Linked DNA regions of Homo sapiens: region 2 is linked to region 1. Evidence: read pairs that join two places in POLR2A ChIA-PET (ENCODE). Cell type or tissue: Panc1. All regions are shown on one strand. Links, peaks and the distances in the headings refer to the core of each region. The heading gives the core; the rest is flanking DNA. Region 1 has its middle 87 kb from the start of LPGAT1-AS1. Region 2 has its middle 32 kb from the start of LPGAT1-AS1.

Region 1 (4,393 bases), core at 301-4,300:
CAGTGCTCTCTGAGTTATCTTTGAGCGTATTTGTTTTCTTCCCTAGTGACATTTTCTAATTGGAAATAATGAGTGGGAAGCTCTGGGCAGGGCATCTTGGCATTTGCCTTTGCTGGGTGCCAGCCTGTGTTAAATCTTCAGGCTGCCTGCCAGACACAGAATTGCGACTGGGAATGGAGCTCAGGAAATAGTGCAAAAGGAAACCAGGCAGAGGTCAGAGAGAAGAGGGCTTGAGACTGTAAATAGCATAGTGGTTAAGAGGAGCAGCGGCTGCATCAGACCTTCCCACTGACGCAGGGAGAGGATGAGGAAAGATGGAGATGTGGTGACTGGAGAGGAGGGGCGGATGGAGAGATGGAGGGGGTGTGGGCAGGAAGCAAAGAAGGGAAGCAGGAAGCTTTGGCTGGGCACGGTGGCTCACGCCTGTAATCCCAGTACTTTGGGAGGCCAAGGTGGGCGCATCATCTGAGGTCAGGAGTTCGAGACCAGCCTGGTCAACATTCCTGGTGAAACCCCTTCCCTACTAAAAATACAAAAAAATTAGTGGGGCCTAGTGACGCGTGCTTGTAATCCTAGCTACTGAGGAGGCAGGAGAATTGCTTGAACCCAGGCGGCGGAGGTTGCAGTGAGCCGAGATCATGCCATTGCACTCCAGGTTGGGTGACAAGAGTGAAACTCCATCTCAAAAAAAAAAAAGTAATAATAATAATAATAAGAAGAAGGAAGCTTCTTTGTCAGGGCCAACCCAATAGCATTTGCATTAATCAGGGCCAAACCATGGAAGCAGAACCACTGATTATTATGGACTAAGGTATTTATTATAAGAATGAGATCTTACACAATGCAGTGGGGAAAGTGGGGAAGTAAAGATCTGAAAAGGGGAGGTGAAGAATCACGAGAGTCACTGCTTGGCCTGGCGTGGGTGAACAAGGTGCAGCTTGCAGAAAGCAAGGCAAGACTGGCTGCCGTCAAGGGCCAGGTGACAAGAGGACATAGAGCCTCAAATTTGGGACCACGTTTCTTTTAAGGTATAGTTGAGAGGAAAACTGTCGGAGAGTTTCTGTTCATCAAGACTAAGTTGCAAGTGGTAGAAATTCTAAAACAAACTGACCTAAGTGAGAAAAAAAGAGAGAGTGACTTTTGGGGAAAGCTCTGGGGTAGCTCGAGGAATCAAAAGAACAATTGCCAGATGACGCCAGGAAGAGTCAGACCTGGGAACTCGACACCACAGACCCTTTCCTTGTTTCCATCTCTGTCTCTCACTGCCTCATTTCTTCTTCCTTCTGGCTGGTGGCCTTGTCCTCCCAGCCTTCTCATGTGGCACATGGGGTCATATTGATAAAGCGCCTTGACCAGAAAGGGAAGATACTTTTCCCTACAAGCTTAATTTAGAAAAATCCCTGGCTTGCTTTTTCTTTCTTTCCCTTTGTTTCTTTCTTTTTCTTTTTCTTTCTTTCTTTGTCTTTCTTTCTTTCTTTTTCTTTTTCTTTCTTTCTTTCTTTTTCTTTCTCTCTCTTTCTTTCTTTTCTTCTTTCTTTCCTTCTTCCTTTCTTTCTTGTTCTTCTTTCTTTCCTTCCTTCTTTCTTTCTTCCTTTCTTCCTTCCTTCCTTTCTTTCCTTCCTTCCTTCCGTCTTTCTTTCTTTCTTTCTTTTCTTTCTTTCTTTCTTTCTTTCTGTCTTTCTTTCTTTCTTTCTTTCTTTCTTCTTTTCTCTCTCTCTCTCTCTTTTCAGATTGATCCTTGGATGAATTCCCAGATCAATCACTGTGGCTAGGTGAGTAGGTTGTTATTACGGTTGAATCAGGGTCACATGCCCACCCCTGTGGCCGAAGAAGAGGAGGCCAGGGTCCTTTGATCAGCAGCCTCCTCACAACCAGGTGGAAGAAGAAAGGAGCAGTTCCCCCATGGAAGGAAGTTCTGTCCCCTGAAGAGCAGAAGAAGTGCTGAGCAGACACAAGTCACAGCTGTCCACTCTGGTGTCCCATGGACTGAATGAAATGTTCCTTAAATTCATTGTTCTCATTCTTACCCATTTTCTTTAATGTTATGCCCACTGCAACAAGTTTCTGAGAACATTCAACTGACATTTTAAAGAGAGATGTCACAAAGAAGGAAATACTTTGTAAAGAGTGATGCTTAGTGATCATAATCATCTTAGAGACCTAGAGAGATTGAGTGACTTGCTCGAGGCCACTCAATTATTAAAAAGGAGAAGTAGGACTTTCACAGAATATCCCCATGGAATAAATTAATAGTCTGGTTTATACAGCACTCTGGAGACTTGAGCAACTATGAATCCATCATCCAAGGCTTGATCAGATTGTTTTCCTGGACGATAAAGAGCAGACCAGGGCCAGAGTGATTACTCAGAGGTTAAAGAATAACAGACATTACTCGGAATCTGACTTCAGCATGCAACCAGGCAGAGATGATTCACGAAGTGTGTGTGTGTGTGTGTGTGTGTGTGTGTGTGTGTGCGTGTGAAATCTTCAGTGTGTGTTTAGATTGCTAGGTAAGAAAAGTAATGTAATTGAAGTCATATACATCTTTTCCAGGAAGAAAAAAGGGACTTGAGATTAGGGTTTCAGGTACCTTGAAAAAGATGGGCAATTTAATTGTTCTCTAAGTTGGCCCTTAGTTATCCACTCTAAAGAGAGCTTAAAACATGCCTGCATCTTTAGCTCACAATTTATTTCTCTTCTCCTGTTTGTCTTTTGTACTTTGTCAGTGGTTTCCACATTTGGATGTGCATCAAAATCACTGGTGGAACTTAAACAAAAGCATCCAGTCACCAGCCTGCCCCTGACCCCTACACTCACATTACGGGCTCCTTGGAGGATTCTAGTACATAGGTGGGGCAGAAAACATCTCCTCATGCTGCAAAATGCTCTCCGGCATGCAGAGAGACTTTGTGTGCTTTATCTTGCCTGATACCCCACAACGGTGAGGACAAGGCCAGACTGGGAAAATAAGGAGACAGCAGTTAAATGGCGTTCCTAAGGTGAGGCAACTTGTAAGTAGTAGAATTAGGAGGACTAGAACCTAGATTTTGCTCCTAATTCAATCAATAAGGATGACTAGGGCTTGGTCTTGACCAACTGTGGAGGAGTAGCAGGTGAAAGAGGCATAACTAACAAGCATAGGTCTACTTTTGCAAGTAATCAATCAAAGTCATACTCTAAAGTAGCATCTAGAAATTAGCACCTTCCACAGGCCGTGCCCTTCCTAAAATGTACCATCTGTATACTCTTTCCTTGTAGAAGGTGTCTTCCTTTCTTGTTCTGGTAATGACCTTGGGAAAGTTGCTTGACTTCACTGTTCCTTGGTTTCCTCATCTATACAATGAGAGTGTTGGATTTGATTCCTTTCTGCTCTTGTGCTAGATAGTTACATTGGTTCAGTGACAAGCCCTTGGACGTCATGTGATTGCAAAGGGCTAAAAAAGAGCCCTCTGTATTCTAAGTGTCTGTTGATGCTTTGTCCAGTGGACAAAGCCTTTCAGGTTGCAACGTGGCGTAAGAAAAAGCTTAAAATGAGGCTGGGTGTTGTGGCTCACACCTGTAATGCCAGCGCTTTGGGAGGTCGAGGCGGGTGGATCACTAGGTCAAGAGATCGAGACTATCCTGGCCAGCATGGTGAAATCTCGTCTCTACTAAAAATACAAAAATTAGCTGTGTGTGGTGGTGTGTGTCTGTAGTCCCAGCTACTTAGGAGGCTGAGGCAGAAAAATCGCTTGAACTCAGGAGGTGGAGGTTGCAGTGAGCCAAGATCACACCACTGCACTCCAGCCTGGTGACAGAGCGAGACTCTGTCTCAAAAAAAAAGAAAAAGCTTAAAATGAGATAATCCCTGGAAAAGGTGGATTGTGACTCAGACTCATTCAAGTAAAAAATGAAAATGATTGACAGCAAAGGAAGGGGGAAGTGTTCAGAAAATAAAGTAGGAAGGCTGCAGATCTGTGAAGGCGAATGGGGAGATGGGGCTGAAGAACACCCTCAGGGGCTGGAGTTGACCAAAAGAGGGGTGGCAGCAGCAATGTCTGATTAATTTCAGTTTTGCCTGAGGTGGGTTGGCCCTACATGGATTATTGGATGGAAACTGGACTCTGAGCCCCTACTTCTGCCCCAGCCCATCTGGAAGGTTTTGAGACCCTTTTCCCCAAATTTTCTACTACTGAAAGCCCCATAAGGCTGAAATAGACACTAGTGTCCTAAATGGATAAAACATTGATGTTGGCCCTTGCCCACGCTGGCTGCAAGAGCTGGAAGAAGGAACCTGGAAGCTAAAAAGGGAATAGAAAGAAAGACACAAACTCATAAGAATAGTGTCAGGAAGATTAAAGTCACTACAGAGAGGGGCCTTACAAACCGTGGGCAGGGCAATAAAGAGGCCTAT
Region 2 (4,393 bases), core at 80-4,079, 55 kb after region 1:
ACTCTGTCTCAAAAAAAAAAAAAGAAAAAGAAAAGAAAATCACATGATCATATCAATAGATGCAGAAAAAGCATTTGACAAAATCCAACACCCGCTCATGTGAAAAAACTCAGCAAACTAAGGATAGAAGAAAACTTCCTCAACTTGATAAAGAACATCTACAAAAATTTATAGCCAACATCATGCTTAATGGTGAGAAACCCAAAGTTTTCCTGCTAAGATCAGGAATAAGGTAAGGATAAGGATGTCCCCCTCACAATTGCTTTTCTTTTCTTTCTTTTTTTTTCTTTTCTTTTATTCTTTCTTTCTGTTTGTTTGTTTGATGGAGTCCCACTCTGTTGCCCAGGCTGGAGTGCAGTGGCTCAGTCTTGGCTAATTGCAACCTCTGCCTCCCGAGTTCAAGCAATTCTCTTGCCTCAGCCTCCGGAGTAGCTGGGACTACAGGTATGTGCCACCATGCATACCTGGCTAATTTTTGTATTTTTTGGTAGAGACAGGGTTTCACTATGTTGGTCAGGCAGGTCTCAAACTCCTGACCTCAAGTGATCCACCCGCCTCAGCCTCCCAAAGTGTTGGGATTACAGGCGTGAGCCACTGCACCCAGCACAACTGCTTTTCAACACCATACTGGAAGTCCTAGCTAATGTAATAAGAAAAGGAAAGGAAATAAAGGTATATGGATTGAGAAGGAAGAAGTAAAATTGTCTTTGTTTGGAGATGACATGATCATCTACGTAGAAAATCAAAAGAGTTGACAAAAATGACCCTCTTGGATCTAATAAACAATTATAGCAAGGCTGCAGGATACAAGGTAAATATACAAAAGTGAATCAGTTTTCTTTTTTTTTTTTTTTTGAGACAGAGTCTTGCTTTGTCACCCAGGCTGGAGTGCAGTGGTGTGATCTCAGCTCACTGCAACCTCCGTTTCCCAGGTTCAAGCGATTCTCCTGCCTCAGCCTCCCAAATAGCTGGGATTACAGGCACATGCCACCACGCCCAGCTAATTTTTGTATTTTTAGTAGAGACAGGGTTTCACCATATTGGCCAGTCTGGTCTTGAGCTCCTGACCTCAGGTGATCCCCTACCTTGGCCTCCCAAAGTGCTGGGATTACAGGCATGAGCCACCACACCCGGGCTCAGTTTTCTATATACTAGCAATAAACAATGGAATTTGAAATTAAAAACACATAATTAGCACCCCCAAAAATGAAATAGTTAGGTATAAATCTAGCAAAATATGTACAAAATCTATATGAGGGAAACTACAGAACTCTGATTAAAGATATCAAAAAGGAACTAAGTAAATGGAGACATATTCTGTATTCCTGGTTGGAAAGACCCAATATTGTTAAAATGTCAGTCCTTCCCAACTTGATCTGTAGATTCAACACAATCCCAAGCAAAATCCCAGAAGTTATCTTGTGGGTATGTCTTATAGAAAGAGACAAAAGACTCAGAATAGTCAACAAATATTGAAGGAGAACAAAGTTGGAGGACTGAAACTATCCAACTTCAGGACTTACTGTAAAGCTATATTAATCAAGACAGGGTGGGCTCGGTGCGGTGGCTCACGCCTGTAATCCCAGCACTTTGGGAGGCCGAGGCGGGTGGATCTTCTGAGGTCAGGAGTTTGAGACCAGCCTGACCAATATGGTGAAACCCCGTCTCTACTAAAAATACAAAAATTAGCCAGGCATGGTGGCAAGTGCCTATAATCCCAGTTACTCAGGAGGCTGAGGCAGGAGAATCACTTGAACCCAGGAGGCAGAGGTTGCAGTGAGCAGAGATTGTACCACTGCACTCCAGGCTGGGTGACAGGGCGAGACTCCTTCTCTTTTTTTTTTGAGACACACTCTCGCTCTGTTGCCGGGGCTGGAGTGCAGTGGTGCGATCTCAGTTCTCTGCAAGCTCTGCTTCCCAGGTCCACGCCATTCTCCCGCCTCAGCCTCCCGAGTAGTTGGGACTACAGGCGCCCACCACCACGCCCGGCTAATTTTTTGTATTTTTAGTAGAGATGGGGTTTCACCGTGTTAGCCAGGATAGTCTCGATCTCCTGACCTTGTGATCTGCCCGCCTCAGCCTCCCAAAGTACTGGGATTACAGGCGTGAGCCACTGCGCCCGGCCGAGACTCCTTCTCAAAAAAACAAAACAAAACAAAACAAAACAAAACAAAAGAAAGACAGACAATGTGGTATTGGCAAAGGAAGAGACAAATATATCAATAGAACAGAATAGAGAGCCTAGTAATAGTAATAGACCCACTTAAATACAGTCAAAGACAAAGCAGCAAAGTCAACATAATGGAACAAAGAAAGTATTTTCTACCAATGGTTCTGGAACAACTAGAAAACCACATGCCAAAAAAAAAAAAAAAAAAAACCACAACCCACCAAAAAAAAAAAAAAAAAAAACTCCTAGACACAGACTTACATCTTTCACAAAATTTAACTCAAAATTGACTAGAGACCTAAATGCAAAACTATAAAACTCCTAGAAGATAACGTGGGAGAAAATCTAGGTGACCTTGGGTTTGGCAATGACTTTTTAGATACAATACCAAAGGTACAATACCTGAAAGGAATAATTGATAAGCTGGGCCTCATTAAAATTAAAAGCTTCTGCTTTGCTAAAGATATTTCCAAAGGAACAAGAAAACAAGCCACACACTAGGAGAAAGTATTTGCAAGAGACACATCTGATAAAGGTATTCTCTGTATATTTTAAGTCAATACTTACTTAAATATTTTTTGTATTTTTAAATATTTACTTAAAATAGGCCAGGGGCAGTGTCTCACACCTGTAATCCCAGCACTTTGGGAGGCCAAGGTGGGTGGATCACTTGAGGTCAGGAGTTTGAGACCAGCCTGGCCAACATGGTGAAACCTCATCTCTACTAAAAATACAAAAATTACCCTGGTGTGGTTGTGCACGCCTGTAGTACCAGCTACTCAGGAGGCTGAGGCAGGAGAATTGCTTGAACCCTGGAGGCGGAGGTTGCAGTGAGCTGAGATTGCACCACTGCATTCCAGCCTGGGTGACAAAGGGAGACTCCATCTCAAAAAAAACCAAAAACAAATATTTACTATTTACTTAAAATATATAAAGAAGTCTTAAAATTTAACAATAAGAAAACAACCTCAATAAAAAATGGGTGAAAGATCTGAACTGAGACCTTATTAAAGAAGATATGCAGATGATAAGTAATCCTATGAAAAGGTGTTCAACATCATATGTCATTAGGGAATTGAAAATTAAAACCACACATCATTAGAATGGCCAAAATCCCAAACACTGACAGCACCAAATGCTGGTGAGAATGTGGAACAACAGGAACGCTCATTCTTTGCTGATAGGAATGCAAAGTGGTACAGTCACTTTGAAAGACAGTTTGTCGATTTCTTACAAAATGAAGCATGCTTTTACCATACATTCAATCGATCATGCTCCTTAGTATTTACCCAAATGAACTGAAAACTTATGCTTACACAAAAACCTGCAGACAGATGTTAATAGCAGGTTTATTTATAACTGCCAAAGCTGAAAAGCAACCAAGATGTCTTTTGGTAGGTGAATGGATAAGCTACGGTACATCCAGACAATGGAATACTATTCAGTACTAAAAAGAAATGAGCTATCAAGCCCAGAAAAGACAGGGAGGAAACATAAATGCATATTAGTACATTTAAAAAAAGCCAGTGTGAAAAGTTTACATACTGTACAAACTACAGTCATGGATTGCTTAATGACAGGGATACATTCTGAGAAATGCTTCATTAGGAGATTGTGCAAACATCGTAAGTTGTACTTACACAAACCTAGATGGTATAGACAATTGCTCCTAGCTACCAACCTGTATACATCATGTTACTGTACTGAATACTGTAGACCATTGCATTGTAACACAATGGTAAGTATGTGTGACTAGAATGTCATTAATCCAGCCCATGACTATATATGACATTCCTGAAAAAGCAAAACCATGGAGAAAGTGAATAGATGAGTGGTTGCCAAGAGAAGGATGAACAGGTGGAGCATGGAGGATTTTGAAGGCAGTGAAATTACCCTGTATGATACTATAATGGTGGATACATGTCATTATACATTTGTTCAAACCCACAGAATACACACGAATAATGAACCTTCATGTAAACTATGGACTTTGAATGATAATAATGTGTCTATGTAGATTCACTGTAACAAATGTACTACTTTGGTGTGGGATGTTTATAGTGGGGGAATTTGTGAATATGTGTGGACAGGGGATATATGCAAACTCTCTGTATCTCCAGCTTAATTTTGATGTGTCCCTAAAACTGCTCTAAAAACTAAAATGTATTAAATAAATAAGGGTGATATGTACATATGAGAGTACATATAACATTTTCCTATCCT

The links. ChIA-PET counts read pairs that join two places held together with the same protein. Peaks named below come from ENCODE experiments on the same cell type or tissue, not always from the same donor. Only the 100,000 strongest peaks of a DNase experiment are listed, where the experiment ranks them.
Region 2: POLR2A ChIA-PET joins it to region 1 with 9 read pairs; 3 of 35 experiments call an interaction of 5 or more read pairs at or near these places.

Annotation. Positions count from the first base shown.
Region 1 is chr1:211,916,136-211,920,528 of GRCh38, reverse strand. No RefSeq gene overlaps it. Among named protein-coding and RNA genes, the nearest start is that of LPGAT1-AS1, 87 kb to the right of the region's middle. RefSeq lists an enhancer at 3,716-3,885. In Panc1, for the core only: no CTCF peak of the experiment used is centred there; a DNase peak (open chromatin) is centred at 2,358; H3K27me3 peaks cover 399 bases.
Region 2 is chr1:211,860,540-211,864,932 of GRCh38, reverse strand. No RefSeq gene overlaps it. Among named protein-coding and RNA genes, the nearest start is that of LPGAT1-AS1, 32 kb to the right of the region's middle. In Panc1, for the core only: no CTCF peak of the experiment used is centred there; no DNase peak of the experiment used is centred there.